2 separate regions of the Mus musculus genome follow, and region 1 is linked to region 2. Evidence: chromatin loops called from intact Hi-C (ENCODE). Cell type or tissue: left cerebral cortex. All regions are shown on one strand. Region 1 overlaps Acbd6 (acyl-Coenzyme A binding domain containing 6). Region 2 overlaps Cep350 (centrosomal protein 350).

What was found. Hi-C counts contacts between places; a loop is a spot of excess contacts. Peaks named below come from ENCODE experiments on the same cell type or tissue, not always from the same donor. Only the 100,000 strongest peaks of a DNase experiment are listed, where the experiment ranks them.
Region 1: a loop joins it to region 2, with 3 times the contacts of the local background. A loop is called at or near these places in 10 of 42 quality-filtered maps.

Annotation. Positions count from the first base shown.
Region 1 is chr1:155,573,381-155,578,380 of GRCm38, reverse strand. All of the region lies in intron 3 of Acbd6 (acyl-Coenzyme A binding domain containing 6), which reads right to left. Among named protein-coding and RNA genes, the nearest start is that of Acbd6, 18 kb to the right of the region's middle. In left cerebral cortex, CTCF peaks have their summits at 1,746 (motif pointing left) and 2,909 (motif pointing left); DNase peaks (open chromatin) are centred at 1,795, 2,195, 2,909 and 4,863.
Region 2 is chr1:155,852,902-155,857,901 of GRCm38, reverse strand. All of the region lies in intron 37 of Cep350 (centrosomal protein 350), which reads left to right. Among named protein-coding and RNA genes, the nearest start is that of Gm51652, 11 kb to the left of the region's middle. In left cerebral cortex, no CTCF peak of the experiment used is centred here; a DNase peak (open chromatin) is centred at 2,285.

The sequences.
Region 1 (5,000 bases), 280 kb after region 2:
ATAATAGGAATTATTCATTTATAAAATATATATAATTGCATTAACTTTTGTGTTACTATATTTTTAAAATAAATGTGAAATGAAAATCACTATGCGATAGCTGGGTGTGGTGATACACGTCTTCAATTCTAGCACTCACGAGGCAGACAATGAGGAATCTCTGTGAGTTTGAGGCCAGCCTGGTCTATAAAGCAAGTTCCAAGAAAGCCAGGACACAAACCAAAACAAAGCAATACAACAACAAAACAAAGATATTAATAAATGATAGAAAAATTCTACATAAAATTTATGTATTATAGAAGAATGTAGTGCATGACTCATAAGAAAAAGATACCTTTTCTAAATTCACACAATCCTCTTTTTATGAACCAAAATGACAGAGCATTTAGAGTTTTACTAATATTTTTCAAACATATTAAAAACTCAACTTAAGGAAAAACTGAAAAACTCCAAGATGTCAAGTTACATATTATGTCTACATAATTAATTATGTATCTTAAGGAATATTGACAGGAATTAGGTCAGATTTCAAAGCAACCTAATGTCACTAGGCCCAGTGTGGACACTAGAGAGTTATCCCAAACTAAACTTATATGAATTTACTATAGCAACAGCGAGCTGTCATTTAAAGGTGGGATGTGAGGCCTTAAAGTCTTTCACAAATCTTATTAAAAAAAATATATATATATATATATAACATATTTAAATGAAGACTAAAGCTGTGCTTTATACAAATGTGAAAATACAGACTAACAAATTACTTCCTTTCCTCAGCAGACAGGACAGGAGACGTCTAAAGCTCAGATAAATGCATGCACAGAAGGAACTGAAAACCCCCCACATGAGTGCCAGGTGTGTGCTTCCCCCAGTTCCCCTGAAACTAACCCAAAGATCACACCGTTTAAGCCAGGGTTCCAGCAGATCAAGTGGGTAATGCACAGACATGAGACAGAAGTAAGAATTCTATAGCTCTTAAAAAAAACTGTTCAACCCTTTAAAAGGCAGTATGGTAGACCATTCATGTTACTACTAATACATGGTACTTTTCTGTACCAGAAATAACCTATATATGGAGATAGTAAATTTGATTCAAAATAGATTTCTGTTTCTAATATAACAGAACATATTATAAAAAAGTATGCCATTAGAATAATGGTTTGTAGTAGATAAAATAACTTCTCTATAACATAATTTCTAATTAAAATATACTGGTTACTTTTTAACTTAACACAAAATTTAAAAAAATCATTTCTTAAACCAAACAAAAATTACTCTTACCTTATTTGGGGCTTTGACATCAGATTCAGTTAGTTTACCTAAACGTACAACTGTTTGTTACAAAGCCCTGTTCTACTGCACAAGTAAAATGACACGCTCACTCCCGACAAGTGAAGAGCTGCACAGAACACTGGTGTCCTCCAGAGCTCCCGACAGATGAGGGCCACTGGGAAGTCTGGGTTGCTAACTTTTCTTAACCTATATGAACTACATAGGAAAGCAAACCCTTTTTTTATAGTTTTTATCTATTAACACAGACTAACATTTTTGATACAAAGATTATAAAATGTTCTTTTCTAAATTGTCATCTTGATTCTTCAATTTTATTTTTAACAACATCTTAAAATTGCTTTTTAAATCCCTAAGAGTTATTTTATTGTGTCTACAAGAGTGATAAATACACAAAATGAGCACGGTTATTTATGTATTTCACACAAGAGGCAGAACAGGCTATGTCAACTGGGAAACACTGCCCTCTACAGGACAGTGTTTTAAATGACAGCTGAACTTACTCAATACAGTCCAGCCATCAAATTTTGGATTTTCCTGCCAGGCTTGTTCCTGAAGCAAAATTATTCTCCTCTGTAAGACTGTTTGTTCAGTGCTGGGGAAGGAGCCCAGGGCCTTGTGCATGCGAGGCAACTGCTTCACCACAGAGCTACACCTCAGCCCTCTTTTTGCATCTGTGTTTGATACCATAGACACAATTGCCATTGAGTTCAGTTCAGCCTAATAGTTACTAATACACAGCTTCTGTTTCAGGTGTTGTGAATATGGCATAGCCTAAATTCTGATAATGTTTTCAGTACAATGGGAGAGAAAGATAACTTCAACTTCAAGTGGTACGTACAACACAAGAGCAGACCACAGAAACCAGTCAGGGTTTGCGTTTGAGGATGACTCAAGGAAAAGGGAGCACGTTCCTGCAGGCGGAAGGGCTAGGCTGAGTCTTGAAGGCTGAAACATATCTAGTAGAGACAGAGCAACTGAACTAATCCTGAAAGGAGCAGGATGTGGGCACAAGGTGCTAACAACTCTGGGCTATGCTCCAAATTAATTTGGGGGCAAATAAAAACAAAACCACAACAAAAACAGATGCCAGATCTCTACTGCAGTATATCTGAGTAAATCTGGACCGCTGATTCGAGTCTGTATTCTTAAATATTCCTAAAGAGGATTTTGATGTGCAACTGCCTCCACCCCACAAGAGCTAGGATGACAGCCACCTGATTCGATGCCTGGGTTTTTAATAATTATTTACAAATAAAAGACCGGTAGACGATGCTACCCAAACTTGATCAACAGGAGCTGGATTGCAGAGGCTGGATGGCCACTGGGCGTCTACACAACCACGTTATTAGGAGACTTTCTGTTCTCACAGCTATTATCTTTCTAGATAACACACAGGTAAAATAAAATGGATCTAAGAGTCACCAGATCAGCGAGGCAGAGAAATGACCTTATTAATGACATTCTGAGTAAAGGTCAAGATCTAAGGTTTCTGTTTTTTCTTTTTTAAGGAAAAGGAAATAATTAGTGAAAACTAAGGGACTAACAATAGCACTGAAACAGGCAGAAAGCCCTGGTAACTCCCAAAATAAAATCATCTTATTTCCTATGAACTTTGCGCCCTCTGGTGGTCACTGGAGGTTTGACTAGGAATGAGCAGAAAAACATACCTGATCAGATGAAGAAACACTAAATTACATGAACTATCGAGATTTACCACTCATGGAACTGATAGATAATGTTCAAATTATACCTTTTAATCTGCTAGAAGCATTTCAATTGGGAAGTATTTCATGAGACACCAGAACTTACCAGTCTTTGTTAGTATTTGCAGATGCTCACTGGCCACGGTACCTGTCTGTTTCTGAAAGCATCCTAAAGCACTGACTGCCCGCCCCGCCCCCACTCCTCTCATTTCCTCCCACTCCTGCAGGCATTAGCATCTGAGCAGCACACAAGCAGCTCTTCAGAGCTGTGCACGTGGAACCACACTTGTAAAAGCATGGCTTGGTGTATGCTGTGTGTTGCAAGGGGCTTCCTAAGGTCTCACTGTACCCTCTCTCATGTGTTTTATATTTCTGTTCCATATATTTTATGCCTGTACTAATTTTATTAAGGTATTGTTTGCTGGACAATATAGAAGAATGTTTATATCTTTTTACAAGCTTATGACTGGAGTAGGCTCACTATAGAAATATTTCCCTTTTCACTCAGAGTAAAGCCATAATCCTGACAATAAACTACCATGTTTATTGTCTAGTGAATTTTCTAGTTCTCTGCTCCTCGTTCCCCCCCACATTTAGCCCTGCAGTGTGTAAAGCACACCAGGTACGACCCAGCCATAACTTGTATTACCTGGTCCCTCTACAGCCTGTGGATGTGTTTCCATACGTATGGCTCCCTTCTCCTTTCCATAATGTTCAAGGTCACCTTTTTAGTGAGTCTTCCCTGATCAGCATATTGAAATGATTCCCGCCTCCTGCATACCCTCTGCTTCTCCCCGCTTTCTGTCCATGTACTGATCACCTTCTACAACACTGTACTATGTACTTATATTACTACTCACTCTTGCCACAGTGCAGGCTCCTCTGAGCAGACACTGTCTGCCTGTGCTACCAGCAGCTATATCCCAGTTCCCACAAGCTAGAACTTCTATAACATAAAGTACAACTGATGCATAGGGTAATAATTAATAAGTCTTTAACAGATGTTAGGGAAAAGAAAAAATAGTTATTGTATTTTATAGAATGAAGGATTGTCTGATTCTAGAATCCAAAATAAAGCCAATTAAGGTCTAAAAACCAATCTATTTGAGGATTATCAACACTAGAATTACAAAATAAAGCCAACTAAATCTTAGAAAAGTCTTTTTATAGTTGGTTCAATAAACAGTACTCTTTTACATATTAGAGTGAAATTTAAGTACATATCCAAAATATGTTAGTGTATTTTAATCAGTGAGATCTGGAGAAGAGTTCAAATTTAACCATACTTTTTGTGAGCACTGGACACGGAAACCATTGTACAGAGCTCAAGAGAGATGGTGGCCATCACACTACTCACAAGAACAAGAATCTCTTCAAAGAGGTAAGGGAAATGGCAAGTGGTCTTAGGATCTTGAAAAAAATCTGATTTTTAATTTAGAAAACTTCTTCCAGAACTATGTTTTTTAAAAAAAAGTGAGATCTTGTCTTTAAGGGGGGAGGAGGATAGAAAATCATCTTCAGTTAGGAGGGGCCACGGTGGAGCATGCACTCAACTCCAGCACCAGGGAGGCACAGCCAAGCAGATGCCTGAGTTTGAGGCTAGCCCGGTCTACAGAGTGAATTCTAGGATAGTTAGGGGTACACAGACCTGTCTCCAAAACCAAAACAAAATGAAAGAAAGAAAATCATCTTCACATACATAAACTGAAGTCACACCGGATTAGGATGGACTGGTGGCCTCACACAAGAAAGAGAGGAAGCTTCACACAAGAGAAACCTCAGCAAGACAACCACGTGAAGACAGGCAGACAGACACTGGAGCTCGGCCACTGAGACAGCTAATCTTGGTTGCCAGCTTGGCACGCCTGGGGAGAGGGAAGTTCAGTTGAGGATTTGTCCCCAACAGACTGGCTTGGAGGCATGTCTGTGGGGTGTTTTCTTGATTGCTAATTGAGAGGGGGGCCCAGTGCACTGTGAGCAGTACCATCCCTAAGCAAGTGGCCTGGG
Region 2 (5,000 bases):
TCAGTGTGAGGAATGGCTTTCTTTTGTTCTGTTGGCTTTAGCCAACAGACATTTGTGGAAAAGTTGATAAGCCAAACCTTGAGTGAACCTCAGATGAAGGTAGTGAAATAACAGGGGAGTGGAGTGGGTCCTGGAGCCACTTACCCTGCTGTCTGCACTTACCCTGGCAAGTGTATAGAACCTGTTAGGTCTCTTTTCTCTGTTTGCGAAATGAAGGTGATAATCGAATTATTAAGAGAATTAAATATATATTTATTTTCAGGCATGTGTGTTGCTTAGCAGGGATACACTCTCAAAATGTATCCTTAGGACAGAATTCACAAAAACCTAGAAGGTATGTAGGTCAGCCATTTGACATGGCCACTTGATGCTTTTAGGAGACAGGGCAAATATCAGATGGATAAAGCTGCTGCTGGACTAATGTGGCATACTATTTTCCAGTACATTTTTATTTATAAGTAGGAGTATACTCTAATAATAAAAAATATAGGCTAAGGTATACATAAACCAGCCATAGTTCCTCATTATCATTATTATTAAGTATAGTGCATAATTGTAGGTGCTATGATTCTGTTGTTTTGTTTTGTTTTGTTTTGTTTTGTTTTTGAGACAGGGTCTCCCTGTGTAGCCCAGGGTGGCCTCTTAACTCAGTCATCCTGCCCCAGCCTTCTAAGAGCTGGAATAACAGGCATGGCCTGTGTTACTAATACACAACACCCAACCTTCCCCCATGTGTTGTCTTATCCTGGCTGACTTTATCTTTGAAGCAAGGACTTCCGAGGGGTGGAAACTGCAAGGTTACATTTAAATTTATAACTTTAAGAAATCATGGAGGAATGCTTGAAATGAAAGTGGAGGAAGAGCCAGCCAATGAGGATAATAGTGGATGACAGCTACTTGAGAATGTTAAGCAAGATGTCTTAGATATGTTTTTTAAGTATGTGTGGAAAAAAAAAACAGGCATGAATAGTATAACAGTTCAGCGCTTAAACGCTTACTGTGCAAGACTTATTGCTAGTAAGGCTTTGGCATCAAAGGTTATATCATCTTAGTAGAAGGGGAGGGCTGCGATCTGGAGCTATCTTCAGGCCCAAACCAATAATCTGAAGTAGTAAATAAATTGTCTAAGATGTGAATAATAAACAGACTGATCTGAAGCTCTTTATGAAACATAACAAAATAAAGGTACTGAATTCTGACATCAAAGGCTTATATCCAGTGCCACACGGGGCCATTTAAACAGAGGCATTTCTCAATATGGTACCAGAAAATCCTCAAATATTAAACAAAGATGTGTCATTTGAAATTTAAGATTATGTCTATGTTATAAGGATTGAAGAGATTTTCAGACATAGTGGTACATGCCTATAATCCCAGCACTCCAGAGGCCTGAAGATGAAGATTGAGAGCTCAGGACTGACCTGGGCTATAGTCAGACTTTCTCTCTACTTAACTCTTTACATCTTACTTTAGAGACAGGCTAGGTAGCTCTGGCTAACCTACAACTCTCTGTATAGACCAGGCTGGCCTGTTAAACTCCCAGAGCCGCCTGCTTCTGCCCCGCATACTGGGATTAAGGATGTATACCACACATCTGTCAGAGGAAAAGAATTTAAGATAGAAATAAGAAAAGAAAAATGTATTATATGAATGTCCTTTTTGCTAGTCATATTTTTCTATGCTTCTAGCTTTTTACATGGGATTTTTATTCTTAGTGTATGATGAAATGCCAGTATTAATTTCCTGAACGGTCTAATAACAGAAATACAAGTTACCCAGTCTCTTACTATTAGACAATCTAGGATTTATAGAAACTCGTGGTTTTACATTTTATATGAAGGTGTAAAGAGCAAAATCATTTAGTACAGAAGAAGAAAGGCTTAAAAATACGAATTTTTGAAAGTTAAAATTTTTATTATACTCATGGCTTAGAAAATTTAGAAAGTTCTGATTAATTAAAAAATATTACTACCAAAATAACTCAGTATTTCAATGTGTGTGGACTTTAAGTTTTTGTAGAGAGAATTCCCCAAATGGAGACTATAGCTCCTTTTTGGAATGACTGTTTTATGTAATAAATGTAGCTGTTTGTCTTCGTTGCAGATGTCCTCATTTCCTATGCCCACATAAACACTTGTTTGGCCTTCTCTCCTGCTCTGTGCGCTGGCTCAGGCTCCCTCTCACGTGGCGTGCGTGAGCCCAGGTGGCCTTTTCTTTGGCTTCCTTTTCTCTGGTCATTTTCCCTCACCCAGTTCAGGAAGCCATCTCAGTACTTAGAGTGTTCACCATGCTCAGTGTGCACATTAATTCTCTTGGCAAGAATCTTGACCCTAATTTGCTTGTTGACAACAACATTGCCAGCAGCATGCTGGGTGGCGCCATAGGCCCTCCTAGTTCTGCCACAGTAACCTTCCTGAGGCGCTCACGTGAACAGTGTCCATTCCCTTGCTATCTTTATCAGGCTTCTTGTAAACCTGTGTAGGTGTGTCCAGAGGGACAGCTACAGGCCTACAGGCAGGGCCTCTCCTGCCCCTGTGTGCTTGTCATCCTGGGGAGCACTGGAAGATGGCTGCTCAGCCAAAGGCTAGTTTATATTACTTTTGACCAGTCTATTTTTGTATGGAAGTAATCATTCATGTGAATACATTGTAAAGTTTTTTTAGTTGTTTAACCAGTCCTCTGCTGTAGTGAAAATTTTGTATTTTTTGCACGTTTCTGGTAATTTCCTTATATTAGCAGAAGTGACGTGCCTTTGGGTGTGTGCAGAGTTTACAGTGTTGTGGCTGCAGCTATAAACATGACAGTCACGTGGGAGAGGGAGTGTCTTGCCTTGCCTGTTACCAAGTTTTGAAAATCTTCACAAGAATTTATTTAGCTGTAATTTCATTCCTTTTTAAAGTCCATTCTTATCTGTTTTGCTAAATCTTACATGCTTACTTATAAAAATGTTTCAAAGGTATGGAAGAGAGTGGACCGTAACATAATACCCTTTCTCTGTGCCTCTCTGCAGTCTGAGGTAGCTGCCAGAAGGTTAGTACAACCTTCAGGATCCTGTTAACGTCTGATTTTCAGATTCTGGGTCTTTAGGTAAACTGTCTGTTTCAACTCTTGCCTTTTTTCGTTGCTGCTGATGGTGACTTGACCCAGGCCTTGGGCACTCAGAGTTACAGCCCGGCCCTCAGCCTTTCTTACTTGAAAAAGGAAGCCGAGTATGGTGGTCTGAGATGACAGCTGACCTGAGCAACTGAGTCATTGAAGGTCCTATGTCACTGCCATCTGACCTCTCTTGTTCCTCAGGCATCCAGGACTCTACTCCTCTTATGTGCAGGCATGTCTGCTCAGATATGGAAATGTCCTGCTGTGTCCCCAGTTCCCCGTGGTGTTCCTTCACCTGCTGTCCCCACCGCTCTCCTTTCCTCTGGGAAGTACTTTCAGCATTCCCCACTGTTAAGGCCCCACTCCTTTTATTTTTGGGGGAGTGGTACTTGATATTGCTCCTTTTAAAAGATTTTTATCTACATTATATATGTGTTTTATGTTTAATCCAATGTTTTTAATCACTGTATTAGAATTTTATCTTAGGCTTGCTAGAACTTTGTGTATGTTGAGACTGGATCTTACTATGTGAACCTGACTGGCAATAATCTCATCTCAATCCCCCCACCTCAGCCTCCTGAGTGAACCACTATGCCTAGTCTTTCTGGTTTTTGAATCTGACATTTTTGACAGCTAATTTTTATTTGTGTGTGTTAGGGAGTTGGTTGCTTATCTGTCTGTCCCTCTCAACAGAGTTTCCCCAGGTTAAGCTTGTTCTTACTGTGTACCCCAGGCTGGCCTCAAACTTGTAGCATTCCTCTACCCTTAGTCTTTCTAGTGCTGGGACTCCAGGCCTTCAGCCTCATGGGTGTTTGCATGAGAATGGCCCCCATAATGGGGTTCATATATATTTGCATGCTTGGTAGCATGTTGGTAGACTGGGAGGGTTTGGGATGGGTGGCATTATTGGAGGAGCTATGTCACCCAGGGATGGGCCTTTTTTTTTTAATGGTAAGCCATTTAAATTTTACTTCGATATTTGAAACATAAAGTGCATTATTTTTTTTACTCTACATCTGGTTGGACATGTACCCTTTGACCAACATCGTTTCATTCTTCCTATGTCTGTGATGCAGAAATAAGATCACATATAAAGAAGACCATATTTTTGTCTGTTAGGCCTATTTCACTAGTCTGATTTCTCTAGATTCACTTTTTATACAAATACTACAATTTCCTTTTTTAAGATTGTGGTGTATTCTCATGTATGCACATGTCAGTTTGTCCACCGACATCTTCCATTATTGCTAATGACCTTACTTTTTGAAAGTGCCTCATTGACTTGAACCTAGAGCTCACTTACTGATTGACTACACCGGCTGTCCAGCAAGCTCCCGAGGCCCAGCTGTCTTTACCTCTGCTTGCACTGAGTTACAGGTGTGCAGCTGCGCCCTGCTTTTACTACTGATCCAAATTCAGATCCTTAAGCTTGCACCGCGCCCCCCTTTTCTTTTTTAAAAGCTTGATAACAGTTTACTAGAATTTGAACTCCAGCCCAGGCAGTCTGTAATTCTCACAGTTGCCCAGGAGCTACATGTAGAGAAGAGAAGGGGGAAAGCATGCTGTGCTGTTTGAGATAAGCCTGCATGGAGGTCAGCTCCAGGACTAGAAAGGCAGATAGACACAGCCAAACCTCCTGGCAGCTGACAGGGACCGGGCTAGTGGCTAGGGACGGTAGGAAGGAAGAGAGCACCATCTTCCTTCCTTGGTGCTCCAAGGTGCTCCCTGAGCCAGGTCCGTGACCTGTCCAGCTGAATGAGGAGAGCTGAGGTGTGTCTCCACACAGAGGTAGATTTCAGTTTTACAGTAACATTCCCCAACTCTGAAATGATAACCCTAAAATCATTTAGGAGTGAGCTGACAGTAGGGGATAGATAGATGAAACCCATTGCTGTCATGAAAAC